Linked DNA regions of Homo sapiens: region 2 is linked to region 1. Evidence: chromatin loops called from intact Hi-C (ENCODE). Cell type or tissue: gastrocnemius medialis. All regions are shown on one strand. Links, peaks and the distances in the headings refer to the core of each region. The heading gives the core; the rest is flanking DNA. Region 1 holds the start of ALPK2 (alpha kinase 2). Region 2 overlaps ALPK2 (alpha kinase 2).

The links. Hi-C counts contacts between places; a loop is a spot of excess contacts. Peaks named below come from ENCODE experiments on the same cell type or tissue, not always from the same donor. Only the 100,000 strongest peaks of a DNase experiment are listed, where the experiment ranks them.
Region 2: a loop joins it to region 1, with 3 times the contacts of the local background. A loop is called at or near these places in 8 of 110 quality-filtered maps.

Annotation. Positions count from the first base shown.
Region 1 is chr18:58,624,172-58,633,548 of GRCh38, forward strand. ALPK2 (alpha kinase 2) reads right to left here and starts at 4,920. Exons shown (of 13, transcript NM_052947.4): 1 at 4,593-4,920. It also overlaps the pseudogene RPL9P31. RefSeq lists an enhancer at 4,937-5,479. In gastrocnemius medialis, for the core only: no CTCF peak of the experiment used is centred there; DNase peaks (open chromatin) are centred at 4,731, 4,980, 7,340 and 8,580; H3K4me3 peaks cover 1,959 bases; H3K27ac peaks cover 8,000 bases.
Region 2 is chr18:58,574,553-58,583,929 of GRCh38, forward strand. ALPK2 (alpha kinase 2) reads right to left here. Exons shown (of 13, transcript NM_052947.4): 4 at 4,262-5,996. Among named protein-coding and RNA genes, the nearest start is that of SNORA108, 21 kb to the right of the region's middle. RefSeq lists enhancers at 4,995-5,542, 7,079-7,579. In gastrocnemius medialis, for the core only: no CTCF peak of the experiment used is centred there; DNase peaks (open chromatin) are centred at 4,471, 4,699, 5,362 and 6,969; H3K27ac peaks cover 7,769 bases.

The sequences.
Region 1 (9,377 bases), core at 909-8,908:
GCACTCTCCAAAAAGTAGTTCAGGGGTGACCAAGTCAGTGCAAAGCTTAGGTTGTTCACTCCGTCATCCACAGAAAAAGGAAAGCATGTGAACCTCAGCGAAGGCCAATAGCTATCTTGAGACCGTGCTAAAGCTGGCCTGATAAAACCAAAACAGAGATGAGCAGAGCTTCCAGAAATGCAGGAAACAGCAGGGTCCTGACCAAAGTCCTGGACTCTTCCATGGTATGAGCAATAAATCCCTGTTACTGATTTAGGTAGTTTGAGTTGATTTCTTTCTTTTTTTTTTTTTTTTCTTTTTGAGACAGAGTTTCACTCTTGTTGCCCAGGCTGGAGTGCAATGGCACGATTTCGGGTCACTGCAACCTCTGCCTCCCGGGTTCAAGCGATTCTCCTGCCTCAGCCTCTCAAGTGGCTGGGATTACAGGCGTGTGCCAGCATGCCCAGCTAATTTTGTATTTTCAGTAGAGGCAGGGTTTCACCATGTTGGCCAAGCTGGTCTCAAAGTCCCGACCTCAAGTGATCCACCCACCTTGGCCTCCCAAAATGCTGGAATTAACAGGCATGAGCCACCAAGCCCAGCCAAGTTGATTTCTTTGTTGCTTCTAGAAGGCATACCCTCTCCTCATTGGCCCACAGTGCCTGAAATTCCTATCATTTGGCTCTCCATTCCAGATCTCTATGTTGGACATCAAGTTACAATCAAGTTACCGACAGAAGTAATGGATTGAAGATTAAATGATTTAATCAAAACCATCTAACTCTTGACAATTCTTTCATCATCAAGAAGGCGGGGGAGGAGAAGTGTGAAAAGCGTAGCCCAACCACACTAATTTCTGATTTCCATATTCATTCTTTCTCTTTCTGCCCTCCATGTTTTTAGTTTGCTTTTCTGGATTTCCTTTACATAGAAGGACCACTTTCCATCTCAATCTGTTCAGAAACCCCGCCAGGTTTTCAAACCCCTAGCTCAAATGCTGGTTTCTCTTTGAAGGCTTCCCTGATACCCTCAGCTGAAAAAAAAAAAAAGCCCCCTAAAAACTAGAGACCATTAGCCTCAGCATATTGTCCCCACACTCAGTGTCACCCCCAGCAGCTAGACTGTAAACTGCTTGCCTGCAGGGCACCTGATGGGTTAACCTTTTATGTTTACAGCACTGGCACACTGTATCTGTGTCTCTGGCACCCCCTGAGAAGTAAGGAAAGTTTGGTGGTTGAAAAGAATAAGCACAAATAGGTTTTCTTCAGGAACTGCAGGCCGAAGAAATGGCTACAGCAGTGGTTCTCAGAGTGGCCCCTGGGCCACGCCATCAGCATCACCTGGGAACAAGGAAGAAATGCAAATTCTTGGAAACTTCAGAATCAGAAACTCTGGGGATGGAGCCCAGGAACCTTTATTTTAACAAGCTCTTTAGATTCTGTTGCACTTGAAAGTTTAAGAACCGCTGGACTCAGGAAGGTCTTAAACTAGGGGTTGAGGAGCAAATGAGCGTGTTTAAGAGCAGGGGCCTGGTTATCTAAGAGCAGGATTGAAAATCAAGTGAAAATCAAGGTGGGCTGTGCAGCCAGGACATGAGGATTGCAGTGGAAGGGCTGGCCCTTGAGAGGGAGGGTGCAGTGTAACCAGAACTGAACTCTCGGAATTGAGCTTCTCTTCAACTTGCTGCCTGTCTCTTCGAGCTGATGTCTGAAGTCTCCTGATCAGTTTTGTCTATTTGGCCCATGCCAGGTGGGTGTGCATAGGCGGAAATCCCAATAAGGGCTTGAAACATGTTTAAATGTTTTATTTGATGTAGGTCAGGTGTTTATTCTTTCGTTTTCGCCAACCCTAAGATGACGTGATTACGTTCTCCCAAGTTGCTTTACATGTTTGCATTTTCAGTTTTTCTTTTTGGCAGCATTCAACCCAGAGTAACGTATCCTGGGTTCCTTGTGAACCTGTCTGTAACCGAAGCGAAGAATGTATCGAGGTACTCCAATGGGCCTGGGAAAGAGCTGTGGGGTATCTCAGTAAAAACAAGGGGCAACAAGAAAGATGTCTGATAAAGTTCTTGGGAGCTAGCCCACAAGCCCGCTTGTGAATCTCGTCTGCTCCCTCCCATCCCTGCCTGGCCTTTCTCCCTATTCATTGTGTACTTTTATCACTGACCCCGCGCAATTCTAGCCCACGGTGCGATCCCTATCCTGGAAACTACACTTCTTCTGAGTTGGCCCAAAGCTACTGCCCCTGCTCTGCTCCTCCAAAGGCTAGTCCACTTCAAAGAGTTTTCACCTCCACTCCCGCCCCCACCTCTCTCAATGCAAGACTCGACTATAATCTTTGAGGAAAGGCTGGGCGTGTGCCTTCATTTTCATAGTTTTCATCATGATCACAGGCCTTTCATTACTATGGATTCCCAAACACTCATATTTAAATATGGTAATGATATGTATTAAAAAGCATTCCCAGAGGATGTTGATAAATCTCTACTTCTGCTTTTAGATAATAAGCATCAATTATCCATCAACTATTTTTAGTAAAAAAAAATTTTTTCTTATTTATCATAGATACATTCTAAAATATCTTTTTTTAATTTTCAAACACATTGTTTCCAAGTACAGAATTTTTCTCAAAGAATCTAATTGTGTTATGTTGTATTGCACTGATGCAGATAATGTATAGTTTCTATTACTTTATATAGTTTATTTTATGGTAGTATTCTAAAGTTTTAGCAAAAAAAAAAAAGACAGAAGCTTTTAATTAAGGTGAAAAACTAACTTTCATTGAGAAACTATGATTCGACACATACTTTAGGTATATTTATTCATCTAATCCCCCATCAATCCTGTTAAAGTGAATACTGTTAAGATTTTACAGATGAGTAAACTGGGGTTCAAACAGGTTGAAAAGTTATGCTAAAATTAGGAGTCGATTCCAAATCTGACTCCAAAGCCTTTCTCAGGACCTCCCCTGCTTCTCCCACCTCCATCCAGAGTAAGATACTAACTCAACTGCATCGCATCACAGGGGCTGATACCTACACACAAGTGTTCAGGAGGCTGTTAAAAACTCATGAAACTGGAGGAGAAAAAAACTTTGTAGGTAATGACAATAGGAACTCTGCCCTACCTAAAAGCTTCCCAAAATTATGATTAAATGTTTGGTAAAAACATCAAAAAGACAATGTAGGCCAGGCGCGGTGGCTCACGCCTGTAATCCCAAGACTTTGGGAGGCCGAGGCGGGTGGATCACCTGAGGTCAGGAGTTCAAGACCAGCCTGGCCAACATGGTGAAACCCCATCTCAACTAAAAATACAAAAAAAATTAGCTGGGCATGGTGGCAGGCACCCGTAATGCCACCTACTTTGGGAGGCTGAGGCAGGAGAATCGCTTGAACCCAGGGGGCGGAGGTTGCAGTGAGCTGAGACTGAGACATTGTACTCCAGCCTGGGCAACAAGAGCAAAACTCTATCTAAAAACAAAAAACAAACAAACAAAACAAAACAAAAAAAGGACAATGTATATTTGGGAGCTAAAGTTCATTTAGTTTGTTTTAAGTCCTGATTTCCAAGATCTGAACATGGTTATTGGCCATCCATGCTTTTTAATACAGGATTTGTGAAGTTGTTGATTCGGAAGGTAACCCACAACATCCTTGGTTTCAATTCAGAAGCCACACAGCAAAAAACCCCTTCAATTTGTCCTTAGTTGATATAGAGTTATAAAACATATCACATATCTCTGGAATGACCATTCCTGGTTAATTAATCTTTAGAAATAAAGGCTACCTTTACTTAAGGAAAAGGTTGTGGAAAGAAAATAATTAGAGCAGAAGCAGCTCTAAATGCCGTTCTTGCTTTTATCTATTTTTAAATGATTGCCAAATGTCTGTAACTGACACCCTTAATCAAGGCTTTTAAAGTTTAGATGTGTTCATTAAATTGTAATGTGACAGTGGTGGCATTTAATTGATGGATTTTTTTTTGGCTGACTTTTTGCCTTAAATTTTTTTTTAAATCTATTTAACAACTCGATAAATGTTTACATCAGCCATTTTGAAAAGCCTGATAGCTTTTCAGCAAATTGCATTACCTGTTGTCAGACAATATACTCCTGTGTCTACCCAGATAGGAGAGATTTTCAATCATTCAGTTAATTCACAGTAAAAGGAATAACTCTTGACTAAAATACTCAAATATTTCAGACAAAAGTCTCTGGGGCCTGAGTTACCTGGATAGTTGACTTTTTATGTTGCTTTGCAAAACTTTACATATCACTCGTTTGAGTCATTCTGTATATTTTTTCTAACTGTTAAGATAGACATGATGTGAAAGAAACTGTTTTCATTCATTATTGTCAAGCCAAAATAAGCAAATTTAAAAATAGCAATAATTTTCAAAAAGGGTCAAAATGGACTTAAATTACAAGACCATGAGAGTTTGCCCACTTTAAAACCTTATATGCCCAAATATCCCATATAATCCCTATTGGTTTCATCTCATTCTATTTCATCAGGAAACCATCTGCTTTGTTCTTTGTTGCAGAAAATGTAAACAACTATATATTGAAAGCACAGCCATTCCTTATGTAAAAACCAAAGTCTACATACTTACTTTTCAGTACTCTTTGTCCAAGAAATGTTGTAGGAGGGCTGGCTCAGCTGTGGATTCCCCAGGCTGTGTGTGAGGCATTGATTGGGTGTCCCTGTTCCCGGGACAGGGATTCAAAGGAGTTTATAGGGCTCAGGGTCTTCCATGATCAGGTCAAAGCATAGATGGGTCTGCTTCCAGAAAGTTCATCTCTTCCTAAGAGGGGAAATTCCATGCCCGGGGAAGTTCTGGAAGAAGAGCATTTTTTCCCCGCCCTTCAGTGAACTAGGTCATTGCTGAAGCTGGAGAATATATTTTAGCATCCCTGTGATGAAACTTGAGGGCTGTTTCTGCAGTAGGTGCGACACTTGTTGACACGACACGCTGGGGAGGCCCTGGCAAGGGGGCCTGGTGAAATGCAGCCCCAGGGAGCTGATGAAACCCAGACGAGCTGTCACTGGCTGCTGCTCAGGAGACCGAGCAGCTCTTTACAAAGCCCATGCTGGACCCTGGGCTTAGTTGCTCGCTCCTTAGGAAAGGAAAAACTTGCTGCCTGATAAAGGGATTAAGGCCGGAGTAACACAACCAGTTCTCATACCAAGGTTATCAGGCATTTGAAGTACACATAGGAAACCCGTGGAGGGGGTGTTGGGGAGGTGAAAATATGTGTCATATGTTGTTCATTTAGAACAGGCATTATAGCCATCCTCTGAAGTTCTCTGAGAAAGGCAGAAGCCACAGAAGGAAGGCAGGATCCACCCTCCTCACCCTGCTTACCCCCCCTTACCCCTTGTCTGTCTGTCTGTCTCTCTCTCTCTCTCTCTCACACACACACACACACACACACACACACACACCCCTTCCTATTTTGACTACGATAGAAGAGAACAGACAAAGATCAGAAGAAATCCACAGAAGAAATACCACAGGTCCTATTCCTTCAGATTGCCTGGAATGGTTCTTGTTGGGAAAGTAGATTTTGTAATATGGGCAATTCTTTTATTGAAGTTTATCCAAGTCCAAAAACATAGAGAATCCTTTAGCATCATTCTGTAACTACTTAGCCTCTCCCCAAAAATATTTTAATGTATGACACCTGGAAATTGACAGCTTAGACAGAAACCTCTTTTGAGACTCGTGGAGACAGCTCAAATTAGCAGCTCCAGGGGTGACTTTGAAAGGGACATAGCTGTAAATATTCACTCTGTGTAGGGCACTGCAATCCTCAAAAGCAAATTGTTTTTACACAGCACAGAATGTACATCATTATCCCTTGATGGAATGCAACTTTTCACAAGATGAAAACTCATCTAAAACGATAAAATATTAAGAAATGTAGGGGTGATATGTTCTGTTTTTCAGTTTTATCTTCATGTGAGAAAAAAGATATTAAAGCTGAGGCACTGTAAAATAATGACTATCTCCTGGGGAACACATCTGTGAAATGCCACAGAACACAGAAATTACCAACTCTTTGCAAATGGTCGGCTTTATGGAAAGCTGAGGTCTTCACAATGTAAGGTCTTTTCCAGATAAGAAAGAGGAGATAACTTCAAGTTGGGAATGAAGAGAGGAGGAAAGTGTGATGATAAAGAATAAACAAATGCTGTCGCACACCACAGAGAGAATAAAGTCAAAAGTGAAGGAATGTCCCAAAGCAATAGATAAATGTGATATGGTTGTGAAAGAAGTGTTGCCTGGGAGTTATTAAATGGAAAAGTTGAAATTCACTATGAAACTTAATTTTGTTCCTCTGAAATAATTTGAAAAACCAATTCCCTCAACTCCCAACATTCATCTCCTAGCAAAATAAATGTAAAGAGCAGAAGGTTTATATATGTGCATATATAGATACACACACACACACACACACACACATACACACATATACATGCATGCATACACACATACATGCATATATATACACACACGTACATACATACATATAATGGATTTAACTGTATTTGTTTTATTCATCTCATGAATTTACAGCCACAGAATTTATGTTTTAATCTTAGGTGTCGGGGAGGAAGCATGAAAGAAAATCAGAAACAGAAATCTTGGAATTAAACTCAAATTAGGCCTGTAATCCCTGCACTTTGGGAGGCCGAGGCAGGTGGATCACTTGAGGTCCGGAGTTCAAGATCAGCCTGGCCAACATGGTGAAACCCCCCGTCTCTACTAAAATATAAAAAATAGCTGGGTGTCATGGCTCACGCCTGTAATCCCAGCTACTCAGGAGGTTGAGGCAGGAGAATTGTGTGAACCCAGGAGGTGGAGGTTGCAGTGAGCCAATATCACTCCACTGTACTCCAGCCTGAGGGACAGAGCAAGACTCCATCTCAAAAAAAAAAAAAAAACCTCAAATTAGACCAGGACACTAGTTCTGAATTTTCTGTGAATATCAAAGGAGGGATGGAAGAAGTAAGACGTTGAAGAGAAAAAGAAAGGCATGTATCTGTGCCCTGCTAATAGCATCAAAAAATACATGACTCTCTTTATCACATCTACTGCAAGATTGAAGACCATTCTTCGCAATCAGACTCTTGACATTCCCAAAGATGTCAACATCACTCCGAAGGGACACAGTTATTGTGAAGGGCCCCAGAGGAACCCTGTGGAGGGACTTCACTTACATCAGTGGAGAATTCAGTCTCCTTAGAAAGGAAAAGAAGAGGCTCCAGGTTGACAAAGTGTGGGGAAATAGAAAGGACCTGGATACCATTGGCACTATTTGTAGTCACAAACAGAACATGATCCAGGGTGCTGCACGGGGCTTCTGTTGTAAGACGAGAGCTGTGCATGCGCACTTCCCCATCAACATTGTTAGCCAGGAGTCTTTTGTTGAAATCTGAAATTTCTTGGGTGAAAAATAAATCTGCAGGGTTTGGATGAGGCCAGGTGTTGCTCATTCAGTATCTCAAGCCCAGAAAGACGAGTTAGTTCTTGAAGGAAATGATATTGAACTTGTTTCAAATTCAGCTGCTTTAATTCAGCAAGCCACAACAGTTAAAAACAAGGATATTGGCAAAGAGCAGGGGCTCATGCCTGTAATCCCAGCACTTTGGGAGGCTGAGACGGGTGAATCCTTTGAGCTCAAGAGTTTAAGACCAACCTGGGCAATATGGTGAAACCCCATCTACAAAAAAAATACAAAAATTAGCCAGGTGTGGTGGCGTGTGCCTGTAGCCCCAGCTACTTGAGAGGCTGAGGTGGGAGGATGGCTTGAACCCAGGAAGCTGAGGCTGCAGTGAGCCGTATTCATGCCCACTGCACTCCAGCCTGGGTGACAGAGTGAGATCTTACCTCAAAAAAAAAAAATCAGAAAATGTTTGGAGGGTATCTGTATCTCTGAACAAGGAACGGTTCAGCAGCCTGATAAATAAGATCTAAGAGTTGTCCAGCTACACAAACAAGATGCCAGATGATTCCCCAGACCTATGTGTGATGTTTAATAATTCAGTAAAATACCTCAATTGAAAAAAACACGTGAGTTTGAGATTAAAAGTAAAGACATAAAAATGTTTAGCATTATTCCAAGTAAAGTAATGTAGAGTATAAGAAATTGTGTTTAATCTCTATTTTTCTGAAACTATAGGAAGAATTTTCTTAAAACTTAATTTTAGGAAGATTTTCCTTCTAAGGAATGGAGTTGGAAATGTATTTTTGTATCAGATGTTTATTCTCTCTCTCTGAAAGGCCTTTTCAGCTTTCCCAAGTTCCAACTGTTATTTTCTCGGTTTCTTGAATGAATGAGCGCCACTTGGTTCACCGACCACCCTAGGTCTGCTGGAGACTGGGATCAAATCAGTTCCCAACTAATCTGAACAATTAAAGCAAATTCATTAGGCTCTTATGCTGCTCTGTGCTCCTATAACGTGGACTGGGATTGGTACGTGAGAGGTTTATCTGCTCATTTTCTTCTTCCTGGCATGGAAGGCCCTTGAACACTAGTGGCAAGGCTGATGGCACAGTCTTTGCCAGTAAAGCATATTCTTGGCGGAGGCTTAGTACCAATCACGTGGCAGATCAGGGACTCTGCCAGGGTCCTCGGGCCAGGCTGGAACTGAGCAGGTCACTCCTGCTGCAGTGAGAACTGTCAGTGTTTGGGGAGCTCTCTGGAGCACTGAGAACCTCCCTCCCCAACAATTCATCCCTATCCAGGGTCCAGGGATTCCCCTTAGCAGATGTGACCTGAATCATGCATTTGCAACCTTCATTCAGTTATTTTATTTTATTTTATTTTTTAGACGGAGTTTTCGCTCTTGTTGCCCAGGCTGGAGTGCAATGGTGCAATCTCGGCTTATTGCAACCTCTGCCTCCTGGGTTCAAGCAATTATCCTGCCTTAGCCTCCCAAGTAGCTGGGATTACAGGCATGCACCACCACGCCCAGCTACTTTTTTGTATTTAGTAGAGACGGGGTTTCACCATGTTGGTCAGGCTGGTCTCAAACTCCTGACCTCAGGTGATCCACCTGCCTCGGCCTCCCAAAGTGCTGGGATTACACACGTGAGCCACTGTGCCCAGCCCAGTTCATCTATTTAAAATAGCTGCCAGTCACTCGGGTAGGTCAACTAAACAGGCATTTTCTCCCCTTAAGTGCAGTGGCAAAAGAAATATGAATGTAAATGAAACTCTGTTCTCTCATGATGTTTTTCATCCCGGGTAACATCTTTCTATAATATTCTTAATGAGAAGACGGAATTTAAAAATATTTGCAAAACAGGCCAGGCATGCTGGCTCATGCCTGTAATCCCAATACTTTGGGAGGCTGAGGCAGGAGGATTGCTTGGATTCAGGACTTTGAG
Region 2 (9,377 bases), core at 373-8,372, 50 kb before region 1:
GCAGGAGGTGGGTGGCAGGACATGAACCCAGTTGTGAATGGTGCATACAAGGGATCTAGGTTGCACAGTCCTTACGAGAATCTAATGCCTGATGATCTGAAGTGGAACAGTTTCATCCTGAAACCATCCCCGCCCCGTTCCGGCTGTGGAAAAATTGTCTTCCGCAAAACCAGTCCCTGGTGCCAAAATGTTTGGGGACTGCTGGTTTGAAACAAACCAACCCATTCCCAGAGCCAAAAGAGTAACTAATAGGAAGCACGTCCTATTAGCAGAGAGTTGGCCTCAGCATCTTTTATGTGAAGGCAACCAAAGAATGTGCTCAGGAAAATAAAGGCCATAAAGTGGTGGAGACCAACGATCATTAGAATCACACCTAACTGGCTGGGCATGGTGGCTCACGCCTGTAATCCCAGCACTTTGGGAGGCCGAGGCAGGTGGATCACCTGAGGTCGGGAGTTTGAGACCAGCCTGATCAACATGGAGAAACCCCATGTCTACTAAGAATACAAAATTAGCCAGGCATGGTGGCCCATGTCTGTCATCCCAGCTAATCAGGAGGCTGAGGCAGGAGAATCACTTGAACCTGGGGGGCAGAGGTTGCGGTGGGCCGAGATCACACCATTGGCCTGGGCAACAAGAGTGAAACCTCGTTTCAAAAAAAAAAAAAGAAGAAGAAGAAAGAAAATCACACCTAACTATACTTGGCATTTACTCTAGTATTGTATGGCTACTTATCCAGTCAATAATTGATTGTCTATTACACGGCAGGCACTACTCTAGGGACTTGGGTTATATCAGCGAACAGAATACACTGAACAAATTCCCTTCCATCACGGAGCTCAATTCTGTGCTTAGTGCTGATTCCTGATCAGGAAGATTCTTAATTACCAGAGCCCAAGAACACATTTCCTTACTGTACACTTGTGATCCCATGACCCCATACAGAAATGCAACTCCCTCTGGGGCGAACCTGGGCAGCTGTGCAGGAGCACAGACGCAGCACTTCTGATTTAAGGGTGAGGATGATCTTACCCTAGTGTGGCTGCCGAGAAACTTAAGATGGGCAGGCTGTCAGGCCTTGCCTCTGAGTTGGATGAGGAAAGTGAGCTCAAAACCAAGGTGAAGAGTTGGCAGTGTGACCCTTGAAGATGATTCAAGTTAGCCTGGGGTACCCTCTCTGTTTTCCACTCCCAAACTGGGATTAACTTTATAATCTTCCATAAATATAGAGAAACTGGGGGCTTTCCAATATTAGCCTGGGTAGGTACTATTTCAAGACAACAGCAAGATGGCCTTGCATTCTAAAAGAGAGAAAGGGAGACAGGAAGTGAACATACCTAGAGATGCATGTTTAGGCAGGAGATAGTCTACAATATGGCCTTGTTCTTAGAACATTAGAGAGATGGAGTTTTTCTCAGCATGCTAAAAACGGTATGCAGATGAAGAGAAAATACTAGGAAGTAAACTGCTGGTCACTGTTTCTGCAAAAAGGCACCTAAAGGTAAGTGAATCAGGCAAGACTCAAGAATGGGCAAATTTGACCGAGCGTGGTGGCTCATGCCTGTAATCCCAGCACTTTGGGAGGCTGAGGTGGGTGGATCACCTGAGGTCAGGAGTTCGAGACCAGCCTGATCAATATGGTGAAACCCTGTCTCTACTAAAAATATGAAAATTAGCCAGGTGTGGTGGCGGGTGCCTGTAATCTCAGCTACTCAGGAGGCTGAGGCAGGAGAATCTCTTGAATCTGAGAGGCGGAGGTTGCAGTGAGCCGAGATCGTACCATTGCTCCAGCCCAGGCAACAATAGCAAGACTCTGTCTCAAAAAAGATAAAAGGAAAAAGAGTGGGCAAATTTATTGCTATGACTACCAACCCAGGATTTTAACCATTTCAAATTTTTAGGTCCCCATAAACCTCAAATGTCTGAGAATAAATATTTAAAATGTCTTTTGAATTTGTTATGGAGAGAGTCACCTATCTTTTTGTGAACAGTATTATTTTTAAAAGTTGAATTTAATTCCCAGTGACCCCCAGTGCTTCTGTGTCATATCTGTGATGATAGTTAGCCACTTGCTGTAAATTTGGCTACATTGTATACGTGTGTAGAAAATACAGGTATCTCCTACAACTAAATAGAAACTTTTTGCGTGGGTAAAAGAATCTCAAATATGCCAGTCCCTGTGGCAAAATTTTCCTGCTTTACTCAAAGGAAAATAAACACCACAGATAGAAAGATCGTATTTCTAACTCCAGGCTGCACGGAACTGCTCTTAAATGTACAGCTTCCATTCACATTTCTGGTTATCCCTTGAGTGAGAGGTCAGCTCTGCTACTGACCACAGCAAAGTGAGAAAAGGTCTCTCCACTTGCAGAAAATGCAAGCCCTTCGGTTTGCTTTCTGAACAACAGTGTTCACGGTTCTGAGGTAATTGCCTTAGTCACACCACAGCGCACAGGTTGGACCTTCAGCTGATACCTGGTGGAGTGGGTATATAGTGATGAATGTGTGTGTGAGTGTGTAAGCGAGACCTTCCATAGAGTACATGAGATAGATGACCTGGGTCCCAGAAATGGCCCATTTTACTTGACTGACTTGCTAGTAAACAAGTGAGCCAGGGCTCTCGATCTCAGAATTCAGTTTAGGTCACAAGCTGAGGATGACAGAGGGGGCTCTTCCCTCCAGCTCTTTGAAATTTGGGGCAGATGGATGAGACAGCAATTGCCTTCCACAATGGTGGATCTAAAACCAATATCGTCAGTAAATAGGTAAATAGCCCCCTTCCCTTCCACTTCTTTTGAGCTACTTTATCACCTTCCCCCACCTTCAATAATAAAGTAATTTGTCCAGTGAAACACTTTGAGTGGATAAATGACTGTAAAAAAAGCACTTAGCTGAGCACGGAAGAGCATTTTATGACTAGAAAAGGAAATGCCATGTTTATCAACATGAAAAAATTAACATTGTCACTTTATTTTGTATTAACATATGGTCAAAGCACCTCCCTAAGCTTATCTTGGGCATGAAACTGTGGTCATTGGTGTGTGAGCTGCTAAGAGACATGTGTTAAATAACTGGATAGGAGAATCTGGTTCTCCTGTGAAAAGTAAAATATAAATGTGGCTTTTACCTGGCCAGTTTGGCCAGCAGAACAGAACAATTTGCTCAATCAACAGTTACCTAAAATCTGGAGATTTTTAGATTGGCTTTTTTATGACTGGGTCTATAGAAATTCATGTGTCAATTTTTAATATTTTCACAGAGTTAAGTCACTTTGCATTGGGAATATTTTATCTTTGGAGTGTATCTAGTCTTCTATAAAAATAATACTAGTTTTCTAGTACAAAATTGGGAAAAAGGGGAATACAAAGTATAGTAAAAATAACAGACAAATAAGTTTTCTTAGGTATTTATTTACAAAACTCAAATCTTGCCCATATTACAGCGTAAGTCCAAAGCTCATTTGGGACCCTTTGAAACTGAAAATATCATTAAAAATATAAGTTATGTATCAAGCACAACATCTTTTGTGCATTGATTATTCCTATAAATTTAATTCCATCTCTTTACACTCCCAAATCAGTAATAAGGGAAAACAAATTTATTTCTTGGCAGCTTTTTTTCTCTTAGCCTCTTTTATACTCTGTTTTAAACAAAATAAGACAAACATCCAATCAAAAACATCCCACCAGTGAGGCAACAGTTAATCTGCCTGCTTTCCCTAGCATCACAAAAAAAGTGAAGTCTACAAGTCTTTCAGACACACTGAAGTCTTTCATTCATACCACAAATTCTGATTAAAGCCAAGACCTATCATTTTCAAAGCACTTCCCTGCAAATGACTAAAAACAATGTTTTTTTCCCCCTTCTTCCTTTAAAGGCTACACCCAAAACATTTGCTTGAGAAACTTTCTGAATAGTGGCATTGCCTGGTAAAACACATGCAGCAGACAAAATATCAGATTTCTTTTTCCAGCTGTCCAGAATCCCATTAGTGCCTCTTAACTTCTATCAGTCTTTTGCTATAATTAGGATGGCTTAGGGTTTATCTGGGCCTTTTTTTCAAAACCAGATTTCCTTCCGAGCAGCAGCAGCTGTCATGCACAAGTACCCTGATGGTGTTGGGAAACTTATTTTGATTTACATTATGGTATAGCAATTGTGAATGTGAAGTAAAGGAAGAGACACACACACACACACACACACACACACACACACACACGGTTCTTTTTATCTCGTAATTTCTTTAAAAGAAAAGTCTTACCTGAGGAGGATCACTCCAGTCTGGAACCTGGCTTGTTTCAAATAGAGTATTAACTTGCATGCCTTCTCCCTTGCAATTTGTGTTGCCTTCTTTGGAGACTGAGTCTGTTGAAGTTTGAAGGGTTTTTGCTTCTTGCTCTGCCTGGGTTGAAATAGCACATTCTCTTGCATCAGCATGGGAACTCCGACCAGTCGCTGCTGCTGTGGTGTGAGAAGTCTCTCTTTTATCACTCTGGGTTAGTGGGGGCTCAGCAGATTCTTTGGCAGAGCAGAGATGAAGGGTACCTTCTGTTGTACTTTCTCTCAGGTTGGCATTCGGCTTCTTGGGATTTCCCTTCATTCCCGGCTGCCTCACCCTGGCAGATTTCCTTGAACCCCTCTTGCTCCATAAGTCCTTTCCCCCCACTCTCTTGTCAGCTGCCGTCTCCCAACACTGGCTCATCCCTGAGTTTTCTGACTCACCAGACAAGAGCTTCATCTCTGTCTCTCTTACTGATTCATCCATGTTGAGCAGATTGTCACTGGCAAATTCCTCTCTTGCTTGGTGGCTGTCTCTGGTTTCTCCTTGAATTCCTGGATAATCATTTTCAGCAGCCTCGGGAGCAGTGGGGAGTTTATATCTCCCCTGTTCTGTCACTGAAGACGTTCCATCCTGGTGAGGTCCCAAAATGAGAGTCATCCCTGTTTGTGGGGATGAGGGACCGTGCTTGGAGACTCTGCTGCTCCTCACCCCAACTTCTTGGGGTTGTGAGTGATGACCACAGAAGCCAGCAGTGGCAACCATAGGCCCAGCGTCACCCGACACCCGAGACCCACAACCCATTCCACTGAGGAAATGCTCACACCCACCCAGGCAATGCTCACCGAATTCCATCTCTTCGTCATCGCTTTCTAATAAAAAAACATGCTCAGTCCCCAGCAGGTTCCTTTGCCAAACTGCATTAGAGTAATCCGTCATAACATCAGAACATTCCAGATACTCCAGGTCATCATCTGAAAACTCCTCGGTGTAGGTTAGGGTTATCTCTGGGCAAAGTTCATAGTCACTGTCAGAGTCTTCACTGGAAAGCTGTGGGCTGGGTTGTTTGTTGGCCACGGCACTGTCACCTGGGTAAATGTGTGCAGTTGCCTCAGATAGCGGGAGGCTGAAGCTAATGTATTTCTGTACTTTGGGATTTTGCTGACTAGAGCGTAAGCCTTCATCATGAGGACCATCATTGTTCAGGTCACCATCCGTGAACTTTGATGCCATGGAATGCACTGTCTTGTGGCAACATCTGTCTTGTTTTTCATAAATATGACTTGAATTAAGAAAAAGCAACCCATTTGCAATTTCTTCTGTGTTACTTGGATCATAAGCCTCTCCAGTGTGCCTTGTTCCTTTAACACCCAAAGGATTTTCAGAACTGGACACACTAATGTCAAGATTGCCCAATGACTGGAGGGAGAGTGAATGGTTGGATTTGGAGGGGGAGGAGTCAGCTGACCTGGGAGTGCCCGGGGAGATGCTTTCTTCTTCCTTATAAGGATGTTCCTTCTCATCAATCTGATTTGCCCTTTCTTCTTCATGTGTCCCTGTTTCATGTTTCCAACCCCTGTCCCTGTCATCTTCCAGGTTAGGAGACAATTGTGGGTTCTCTGATGAGCACTCAACCTCAACGGAAGCAGAACAACAGATCATTCCAAAAGAGTTTTTAGCCGAGATTTGATAGACAGCAGCATCATTTTTGGTACAGCTAGGATGAAGAGAATATATAGATAAGTTTGCCACATTTGGACATGCATGCCAACATTTTCACACCATGGCACACAGAGAAAATGACCATCATTTTACTGCATGTTCAAGGAGATCTGTGATCTCCCTGGAAAAGAGTTTGTGGCCAAAGGCAACTGACCTCTGGGCTCCGGTGCCCCTAGTGCTGAGAATCCTAGGCAATCAGCATCCTCCCTTGAAACTTTCCTCAACGCTGCCTCAAATGGAAAATGCTGAGGATTGCACCATGACAGTTTACAAATGCCATGGCAGGGTCAGGACATTACCTTATATGGTCTAAGAGGGGGAGAAACCCTCAGTTCCAAGAATTGCCCACCCCTTTCTTGGAAAACTCATGAATAATTCCACCCCTTATTTAGCATATCATCAAGAAACAATCATAAAAATGAGCAACCAGCAGCCCTCAAGGCTGCTCTGCCTATGGAGCAGCCATTCTTTTATTCCTTCACTTTCTTAATAAACTTGTTTTCACTTTAAAAAAAAAAAAAGAATAAAATGCTGAGAATTACTTAGATGAATGGGGAAAATGTTTTATATTCTAATTTTTTCTTCTTGCCTTTTACATCATTTTTATGTTACGGGAATTTGAAAAAGCATTTTTCTAGAGTGAGACATTGTACACAAATAAGTAAAATACAATTCTTCATGTACTGGAATGGCATAGAGAACCCTCAAATCTTTTGAAGACCTTGCTAAGAGGGTGTCATTCTTGCTAGAGGCCGTAAAGATAATACCATGATAGGACTACGTATATGAAGGACAGTGCTGTTTCCTTTTTAATTGAATGTGACTAAAAGTCTAAACCACAGCCCGTGAGCTCCACTGGCTGGAAACCCATGTCCACAGGCCATTCTGACTCACATAGATCAAGCCAGGTTTTCAGCTTTGGCCCAGCAGGGGAGGAACAGAATGCTGGATGGAACGAAGCCTGCTCTCTCAGTTCAGGATGGACGCTGCTCCTGTGGCTCCTCCCATCATTGTTCAGCATCACAAGGAGCCTGCAGCCTGACATACTTTACTGGGTCCTTTCCCACTGGAACTCTTCTCCAGACACTGCAATCCCAGTAAAAACTTGTTACCTGTGTTTTGTATGTTGCACCCTTATTAATCTCATTTGACCGCATTGTAATTGTAATATTGCTGACCTCACTATAAGTATCAGCCAGCCCAGAAGTCAACAATCATTTTTAGAAGGCAGGAGCTGTGGGTCTGGCTTGGTCTGAGAGGCAATGCTTAGGTCTTTATTCACTGTTCTTTGTGTGAAATACACACAAATATCTAACCCAGGAAGGGTCAGTGTGAGACACAGATATAATATGGTCATCCTTTCTCTTCCCCACTGAAGGGACCCCTTGCCTCCACAATCCTATATGTCCTCATAAACCCTCAAGTGTTGAGTCCCAGCTCACATATGTCTCATTTTCAGAAGGCAAAGACATCTAATCCCAATTTCAATAATGTCTTGTTGAGTTGGCAATCTGGCTCTTGGGTAGAAGCCATTCAGGAGCGGCTGAGATTGGCCAAGCTTGACCCATGGCTGATACTGGGCTTTGCCTTGGCCAAGAGCACACATAGAATAAAATTTAAGGCAACTTTCTGGAGAAAACAATACCTGCGCTCCTGTCTATTTCACTAAGTTATTCTGACTTTGCAAAGAAGAAATGTTATACCAGACGAATTCTTCAAGAAGGGGGCAGTACCGAGACAAAGATATCTCTGGTGCTGAAGAATCATGCAGAAGAATCATCAGAGAACTCTGTTTAAAATTCTTGAATCAGAATCCCTAGGTCAAGGGCCTGAGAATCTGCTTTTAAAGATCTCAAAGCCATTCTGATGCAAATTGTCCTTGGCCTACCCTTGGAGACAGCCTCATCCTCATCACTGTCAATCAGGCTTAGGGCTCCGCCATTCAAGCGGACTCTTCTCAGATGAAGAAAAATGTCTATTGCTGCAGTTTCATGTCATCCAGATTGTTGGCGAAAAAAAAAAAAAACTGTGAAATATTTAAAGAGATTTACTTTGAGCCAAATATGAGTGACCATGGCTGGGGCACATCCTCAAGGGGTCCTGAGAACAAGTGCCCGAGGTAGTCAGTTTTACAGTTTGGTTTTATACATTTTAGGGAGACAGAAGTTACAGGCAAAGCATAAATCAATACGTATAAGGTGTACGTTGATTCAGCCCAGAAAGATGGGACATTTTGAAGTGGGGGGTGGGGGCAAGATTATAGGTCATAGGTAGATTCCAAGATTTTCTGATTGGTAATTGGTCAGAAGAGTTAAGCTTTCCCTAAAGAGTTGAAGCCAGCAGAAAGAAATTGTTGAGTTAAGATAAGTGGGTTGTGGAAGCCAAGGTTCTTGTATGTAGAGGCAGCCCCTAAGTAGCAGGCTTCAGAGGGAATAAATGGTAAATGTCCTCTCTGGACCTTAGAAGGTGTCAGATTCTCTCCTGAATCGGGAAAAGACCTGGAAAGGGAAGGAGAATCACTACAGAATGCAGATTTCCTCCCACAAGAGTATGGCTTTGCAGGGCCATTTAAAAATATATCAAAGAAATATATTTTTAGAGTCAAATACTCTGATTTTCTTTAGGACCTGCTCTTTGTGATGTGATGCTATACCAGAATCAGGTTGGAGTTGGGTATCTTCCTGCTACAGAGTCTGCTGTGAGTCTTATGATCTCTATTTTAATGTCAGTGGTGGTCAGTTATGCCTAAACTACAAAGAGAGGAGGGTATAATGAGGCGCGTCCAACACCCTTCCTGTCATGGCCTGAACTAGTTTTTTAGGTTTCTTAGGGATCCCCTTGGCCAAGGGGTGTGGGGGCAGTGGTGCAGCTTAGAATTTAATTTTTGGTTTACAACACTGTCTTCTTCATGAACCTTTTCAATTAATTCTTGGAGATTTGGCCTCCATTAAGCACTGACAGCATAAAAAAGCACTACAAGCTGAGCACAGTGGCTCACACCTGTAATCCCAGCACTTCAGGAGGCTGAAGTGGGAGAATCAGTTGAGCCTATGAGTTCAAGACCTGCCTGGGAAACATGGCAAGACTCCATCTCTGTAAAAAATTTAAAAATTAGCCAGGCATGGTGATACACACCAGTAGTCCCAGCTACTCCAGCCTGGATGGCAGAGCAAGACTTTGTCTCAAAAAAAAAAAAAAAAAGAAAGAAAGAAAAAGGCGGGGGGGCTGTGGCAGGGTGGGCAATAGGGACTACTGGGAAATCCCAAGTAATTTTGATATCCTGACCTATCCAGTCCATGAGCCCTCTGCAGAGAAACCACCTCCCCTGAAGGTACCATGACTTGTGTAGAAGAGAGAGAAAGGAAGAAAAGAAAAG